3 separate regions of the Mus musculus genome follow, and regions 2 and 3 are each linked to region 1. Evidence: chromatin loops called from intact Hi-C (ENCODE). Cell type or tissue: heart. All regions are shown on one strand.

Region 1 (2,500 bases):
CTGCTCCGCCATGACTTGCGCCTTCGTAGTCGTCGTCCTGGTCTTCCACGGGGGGAGGGGGCTGTCAGGGGCCGGCAGGCTCTCGGCCGCCGCACTCTCTGGGCCCCTGAGCCGCCCGGCTCCGCGCCCCTCCGCGCCGCGCCCCCTCAGCACTGGCCAGCTCCCTCCTCTGACGTCACGCGCCGCTGCCACGCACATGCCCGTGAGGAATTCTGGGAAATGTAGTCCTCCCAACGAGGCTGCCCACACGGGACTCTACCAAATAAAGGGGTGATGGAAAAAAAACAGGAAGACCTAAGTAGGGAGAACCCAAACCTATCACTATTACAAACTCTAATAAAATTTCTAATATATTAATATAATAAACGGCTATGTCAGAGTTTTCTCTCTATTGTAACTTATTCGTGATCATAGTGCTCTATGATTCCAACTATTTCCCCACACTAATAATGAGCCTTTCCAAGGAGGCGTATCCACCGGGAACCGGGTGAGCACGTGCAACCAAGCCCAGCCCTGTGGGGGAAGGCCCCAGGGGGCGGGGTGTGTAGGTACTCATGAGGGCTTTCCTCCCGGGCTGAGCGACAAATTGGACCAGAGATTAAAGGACCCGAGTTTAACCCGAGGTGACTGCGTTCGTATGCAAATAGAATCTATACAACTCTGCTTTCCGGAGAAGTGTTTAAAGCCCCTTTACCTCCGGGTGGGCGGGAAAGATTAAAGTTTCTCTTCCTCCTCTTTCATTCCCCGCACCCTGCCCATAGAACAGATGGACAAACTAAGATCACTTCCACTGATGCCACCAAAGAAAACTTGAGACCCCTGACTCCTTGTGTCTTAAAGAGTTCTGTTTTAAGAATGTCCCTTTCCCGGAGTGTTCCCCTTCCCACTCCTGTTCAGTATACCTGTCTCAAAAATGAGAGGTGTAATAAGAATCGGATCCAGTGATAAGAGACCAACTCTCACATACACGCTATCGCCTCAGTTTACAGAAGTTCCCACCAAATAAAATCCTGGATTTTCTCCCCTTCCTCCTCCAGGGCCCACCTCCCGCTGCCACCAGGTGGCGCGCGGCCATGGGGCTCTCAGGATTAGGGGTGGTGGTGATTTTCAGAAATGCCCCGCGCGCGTTCTCTCTCTCTCTCTCTCTCTCTCTCTCTCTCTCTCTCTCTCTCTCTCTCTCTCTCTCTCTCTCACACACACACACACACACACACACACTACACAACCCGCGCACACACACACACACACACACACACACACACTATACAACACACACACCTCCCTTAGGAAAAGACTTATTAAGTTTCAGTCTAGAACTTAAATGCTATCTAGCTTACTATAAATCAAAGAACTCTGGTGCTTTGCTGGGCTTTCCTCTAATGGGCCGTATCGAAGCGGTTTCATTCTGTCACTTCATTCTGCCCCATGTGCCCCTGGAATCCTCTGGCTCTTGTGAGTCATTCTTTACTTAATTGTTTAGAAGTCTTTACTTGGCTTATGAAATCTAACCTGTTCCGATTCCTGCCCACGTTGCTCCCATGCCTCTTCCCTTACCTGCTATTGAGAAGGCTCTGCCAAGCCTTCCTGCACTTTCCATTATCAATATTAATTGGCCTGGTCCATCCTTAGTCTGTGCCAGCAGCTGTTATGAGAGATTGACACTAATGCTGTGTGGTTTAAAGCTCCCACACCTGTTCATTGAGGTAGCTCTGATATTGGTGCTCTCACATACAAATGAAGTGGCACAAAAGTTGATGTCCGTTATATACTCAGTGGATCAGAAAGCCGAAATGCCTCTATAAAGTCTTTAACTCATCTTTCTAGATCCTTTTCTTCAGTAGCACCTTCCTTATACCTCCCATCAAGGGACAACTGGGTCCCTCTGTATTCCCAGATGGCCCTATCTAAGTAGACTGTAAGAAATGATCTTTTTTTAAAAAAGATTCATTTATTTATTTTATGTATATGAGTATACTTATACACTGTAGCTGTCTTCAGACACACCAGAAGAGGGCATCAGATCCCATTACAGATAGTTGTGAGCCACTATGCAGTTGCTGGGAATTGAACTCAGGACCTCAGGAAGAGCAGTCAGTGCTCTTAACCACTGAGCCATCTTTCCAGCCCCAAGAAATGATCTTGAAGTGGTTATGTCTTTGACAAGGGTTCTGAGCTTTCCCAAGGCCAGGGAGCAGTGTTCTGCAGCAGGCCCCTGGAATATAAGATGAGTCCTTTGTGTCGTGGGGAAGAAAGCCTTCTTCAGCTCTGGATTCTGAAATGTGCCAGGATCGCATAGCCTTCCCAGAGCCAGAGTTCCCCTCAATCACAGGCTCCTGGTGCAGAAGAGTCCTCTTCCCCGAATGCTCTTCCCTGGAAAGCCAAGTGGCTCTGCAGACATCTTGTGCCTGAGGTTTGAAAAGTGGATGAAGATTGCACATCAACTCAGAGAGGAGTTCAACCACATCCTCAGCTCCTGGTAATAACTCTTGATTCCTTTCAG
Region 2 (2,500 bases), 70 kb after region 1:
GTACACGAAAAAAAAAGGTTGCTTTAATTATTTCTTGTTTTAATTAATTTGACCATAATGATTGGGTCGGTGGTCTTTCTCCTTCCATCTTTGGTATTAACACTAGCCCATTGTGGGTGGTGCCATCCTTGGGCAAGGTGGTCCTGGGTTCTATAAAAAGCAGGCTGAGCAGACCATGGAGGAGCGAGTTAGTAAGCAGCACTCCTTCATGGCCTCTGCATCAGTTTCTTCCTTCAGGCTCCTGCCCTGCTTGAGTTCCTTTTCTGACTTCAGTGATGGGACCACAGTGTGCAAGAACAAGCCAAATAAACCCTTTGCTTCCCCACTTTGCTTTTGGTCTTTGGTGTTTCATCATAGCAACACTAACCCTAAGTAGGAGAGATGGGCGGGACACTGTAGACAGATAGTCCAGTGAATATGCCCAAGGTAGAAAGGAGCAGTCAGGTGGCATGGGTGTCGATGTGTGAGCAGAGAAGATGGGGGCTAGGGAATTCCGTTTCTGAGGGCTGTGTCATGGCTGGGGAGGGGGTGGCGGTGGCTTTCTAATCTCAGCACAGACAGGTCTCCAAGGAGCCAACGCAGTGACTCGGACCCTCTGGGAGTGTGGATGAGAGTGGCCCGGCTGAAAGCCGCCTTTGCCGTCTCCATACACGTCTCACTGTCTGGGGCCTAAAATAGAGCAGGAATAGAATGATCCCGTGAGAAGATTCTGGTGAAGGACTACAGGAAAAGGGACATGAGTCACGCTGGGAACCCTTGAGTTCGACACTCCCAAAGTTCTGCTGCCCTGCCCAACACCATTGGGTCTCCCACATCCATCCCTGCCCACTTTGGTCTGGTTGGGGAGCTGGCAGGCTTGGTTCTGTCATGAAGGAACTAAGTCACTTACCCATGCTTCATTCCCCTGAGAGCCTGCTTCTCAGAGGTACCAGAAATAAGGGACCTCAGACATCTGCTGTGAGGGCCATGGTAATTGATGAGCAAAGGGGCCCAACCCAGGACCAGCACCACTATCGGCCTCTGTATTTCTCTGGACCTCAGTTTCCTCACCTGTAAAGGTTTGTCTTCGCAGGTTTCAGGTCAAAATCCACGTTACGATCCTAAGCGCTCCTGGGACCTCCCTCCTGTACTTCCAGCCCCGGACCCTCAGACGTTAGCATAGACTTGACACATATTTTTCATGCCCTGCGTTAGGCACACTCTGACTCCTGCTCCTTGCACCCTGGAGGTAGAGGAAGATGTTCTCAGTCCCAGGGCGGCTCGTGGGTACTACCATGTGCTAGGCTCTCACGTGTTTAACTACGGACTGTGCTAAATCCTGCTCTGTGAGAGGAAGGAGTCCTTGGGGCGGTACACTGCGTCCCGGTGCGCGGGGCCAGCGCGCCCTCTAGAGGCTACTCTGCTCAAAGTCTTGCTCGACAGCCAGAGGAGCTCTGGATCTGGCCAGCAGGCAGGTTCCAAGGTTGGAAGACTCTTTCTGGTGTCTCCTGCTACTCTACCTCCACTTTAACCTAAAAGTGCTCGCCTCACTACCACCTTCCATGGAGGCGGCTCAGAGAGCTCCCCCACTGCGGCTGCGCCGCCCCGCCCCATTACCATGGAGACTTCTTGTACACAGTTTCCCTTTCCCTTCTGCCCTGTTAGGAACGGAGGCCCCTCCGACGGGACTGGTGCCCGCTTAGGAGGGAGCCCTCCGGGTTATGGAGTGGGCGCCCATGAACATCAGAGCCCCAACAAGATTGGCCGTGGGCAGAGTGAGGTTTTATGGTCAACACCACGGGGAGGTGAGGCCCCAGTGCTCTTCTTACACAGGCTTGGTGGGGTCAGACCCCAACTCAAGAATAGACCCTAGGTTTATTTTTTCTTTTTTGTTTTGAGACAGGGTTCACTATGTGGCTGGCCTTGAACAGAGATCCATCTGCCCCTGCCTCCCTAGTGCTGGGATTCCGGTGTAAGCACCAGGTTTTTCCCCATGCATGGTTTGTTTGTTTATTTGGTTTTTCATGACAGGGTTTCTCTGTTAGTCCTGTCTGTCCTGGACCTCACTCTGTAGACCAGACTGGCCTCGAACTCAGAAATCCACCTGCCTCTGCCTCCCAAGTGCTTGGATTAAAGGCGTGCACCACCAATGCTCGGCTTGCATGGTTCTTTTTTTAAAGCCGGTGGTAGCACAGGCCCTTAATCCCAGCACTCGGTCGGCAGAGGCAGAAGGATTTCTGCGTTCAAGGCTAGCCTGGTCTAGAAATGTAGCGGGTTTTCCCAGGAACTCTTCACGTAAACAAGATTTCAAGCTCTCACAGATCTGCTTTGTCTTTTGAGGCAGCATTAGGCTGGTCTCAAACTTCAGGCAGTAGTCTTCCCTGGGGCTGGGCTCAAAGGTGTGCATCGTTATTTCTAGCTTAGATTCAATGCTTAGGGTTAACTTTGAGCTTGTCAATTTTTGACCTAGAACTTGCTTTTGCATGGCTGTGGAGTGGGACCTGGAGTTTATGGCCCTACC
Region 3 (2,500 bases), 140 kb after region 1:
TCTCTGTGAGTTCAAGGCAAGTCTAGTCTACACAGCCCCAGGTCAGCCAGGGAAGGCTGCATAGTGAGATCTTGTCTCAAAAACAAAACAGGCCGGGTGGTGGTGGCTCACGACTTTAATCCCAGCCCTTGGGAGGCAGAGGCAGGCGGATTTCTGAGTTCGAGGCCAGCCTGGTTTACAGAGAGAGTTCGAAGACAGCAGCCAGGGCTACACAGAGAAACCCTGTCTCGAAAAACCAAAACAACAACAACAACAACAACAACAACAACAAAAAACCAAACAAAAACCAAAACAAAACAAAATAAAGCAAACTCCTACTGTTCTGTTTCAACCTTATCTTTTCACGTCTGTGCAGGATACACTCTGTTGTAAGATGACAGATGACGCCTTACCACTTCAGGTTAGCCATTAAGCCTATGAAATCCTTCAAAACTTTACCCCCAATATCTGTAAACCACTGTACTCACCTGTCTTATCTACTATATTTAAAAGAGTATGGAGGTCAAAGTCACTGCCCTGTGTAAAAACAAAGATAAAATAGGTTGGATATTTCAAGTGCCGGATGAAAACGTTCAGCGGGAGAGGGACAAAAGAAGGGGGGGGGGGCAGGGCTGAATAAGTGGGCAAATACACCTGGCCACTATTGTACTACTGTCAGTGAGACGCTCCTCAGTCCCAGTGGGCAGCCTAAGAATTTCCACCTTTAAGCAGAAAGAATTTCTTCTAGCACTGGTGCCAACACTCATGTCTCCCTAGGAGTTCTGAGCAAAACATCTCGAATTAGTTGCCGGCTTCCCAGTGACAATATTTAGTTTTCAGCCGATTCTCACAGCTGGTCAGGCTTGTGGTCTGGTCCCTGAGCCCTTACTCGCACTAAGTTGCTAGAACGACAGCAAAGTTCTGACAGATGGTTACGGTTCAGAGGTGCAGGTCACCGCGTTTTGGATCCCACTCCCTCTGGCTCGCTCTGGAGGCGCAGCCCTACTAGGGCTGTCAACCAAGGGAGGGGCTCAACCTCTGTTTGACAGTAGGGAGACTGCGCCCCTGAAAAGAGTGGCGGCTTGGCTTAGGTCGCGCAGGGCAGCTCCAGACCCCCAGGCCAAGGGGGCAGCCTTCGCCCCGAGTCCCCTGGCACCGTCCCCAGCCCTGGGTTGGGGTCCATTGTGTCCCCACCTCGCGGTAGAGCGCCGGAGGCCATGGGAGAGAGGGAGGCCTACTTGCGTCCAGGGACTCCAGTAGTGCACTTGCTGTGTGGGAGCAGCCACGCCTCCGCGGACTCTCGAGGGCGCTTGGCCCCCACCTCAGGCCGACGAGCCGAGCACCGACCCGGAACCGCACGTTTGCCGCGCGCCGGAAGTGGCAGCGCGTCGGCTTGGTTCTCAGCGCGCGCATGCGCCCGTGTGCGATTCAGCGGCGCGCAAGCGGGGGTGCTTGTGCCGTTGGGCTGAAACGGCTACCGGGCGCGGGCACCTCTACCTGTGTTGGCCGGCCACTGACACGTCAGCGAGAGGCACCGCAATCTGGCCGCCCTGGATCGGCACCTTCCCTTCTGAAGAGGGAGGAGCCCCGTGGCGTGCGGTACCCCAGGGCCAGCTTTGGGGCTACAGGAAAGTCTATGCTCAAAAAAACGACACCGGGCACCTCTCAATCCGAGTTGCTGTCGATCATGTTTCATACAACTGAAAGAAGTTTCTAGAACCTTTTATCCTAGTTCTGCCCAAGTAAGATTTTCGTATTTCTCAAGTTTCAAGCTACGCATTGTACATTATAGCAACTTCAGTCCTGCCCTAGAAGCAACCCCAGCCTGTTTTGTTGATTCCATCTATTCCAGTTTCCTCTTGTCCCAGTTGTAGCAACCAGTTAGGGAGAAAACAAATACTTTATAAACAGTAATCTCAATCTACAAAATAGTTATACGCGTTAATCTGTAACTCAAGACAGCTAAAGCGCCTAAGATTTACCCCAAACAAGGAAACAACTGTCAATACTAAAGAAATACACAAAACTTTAAGCAAATAATGTTTATTTTTATATTGATGATACACTTAATATATACGTGATTCAAGATACAAAATTCATTTACAAGAGTTCACACTAGATGAATGTATACACATTCCTAGAGAATATTTATCAATGCAAAATTCTTTATTACACTGACCACAAAAAACAAAAAAAACCCCACAGATATTCTGTAATCTTGTTATTTAACAAACATCAAAACAACGTTTTATTTTCCATCCTAGTATTTATGTGCCCTCAAAGTGACAGGCACTGTGTAACAGTTAAGAATATTGGAACGCCTATGGAATCTGCTCTGTAGAATCACAGTGTTTACTCTGAAATTCATGTAGTGAAGAAGTGAAAGGCTCTAATTGTTTATGACAAATCACATACACAAGAGTTAAGTGATCAACTCAAGAAAATAAATGTTCAAGAACTTGACAATTCCTAAGGTCTATAAAATGTTTACTGTAACAGACAAAACCAGAAAATGACTGTT

Evidence for each region. Hi-C counts contacts between places; a loop is a spot of excess contacts. Peaks named below come from ENCODE experiments on the same cell type or tissue, not always from the same donor. Only the 100,000 strongest peaks of a DNase experiment are listed, where the experiment ranks them.
Region 2: a loop joins it to region 1, with 7 times the contacts of the local background. A loop is called at or near these places in 38 of 42 quality-filtered maps.
Region 3: it touches region 1 in a loop (8-fold over the local background); 4 of 42 quality-filtered maps call a loop at or near these places.

What each region holds. Positions count from the first base shown.
Region 1 is chr2:38,926,249-38,928,748 of GRCm38, forward strand. It overlaps Nr6a1 (nuclear receptor subfamily 6, group A, member 1), which reads right to left and starts at 213. Exons shown (of 11, transcript NM_010264.4): 1 at 1-213. In heart, a CTCF peak has its summit at 1,019 (motif pointing right); DNase peaks (open chromatin) are centred at 173, 533 and 1,063; H3K4me3 peaks cover 1,470 bases; H3K27ac peaks cover 1,083 bases.
Region 2 is chr2:38,996,693-38,999,192 of GRCm38, forward strand. It overlaps Wdr38 (WD repeat domain 38), which reads left to right and starts at 1,617. Exons shown (of 9, transcript NM_029687.3): 1 at 1,617-1,784. The coding sequence starts at 1,701. In heart, a CTCF peak has its summit at 1,401 (motif pointing left); DNase peaks (open chromatin) are centred at 829, 1,399 and 1,579; H3K4me3 peaks cover 1,238 bases; H3K27ac peaks cover 880 bases; H3K27me3 peaks cover 398 bases.
Region 3 is chr2:39,064,208-39,066,707 of GRCm38, forward strand. It overlaps Golga1 (golgi autoantigen, golgin subfamily a, 1), which reads right to left and starts at 1,334. Exons shown (of 23, transcript NM_029793.2): 1 at 1,174-1,334; 2 at 468-516. Scai (suppressor of cancer cell invasion) reads right to left here. Exons shown (of 18, transcript NM_178778.3): 18 at 2,007-2,500. In heart, no CTCF peak of the experiment used is centred here; a DNase peak (open chromatin) is centred at 1,424; H3K4me3 peaks cover 2,299 bases; H3K27ac peaks cover 1,611 bases.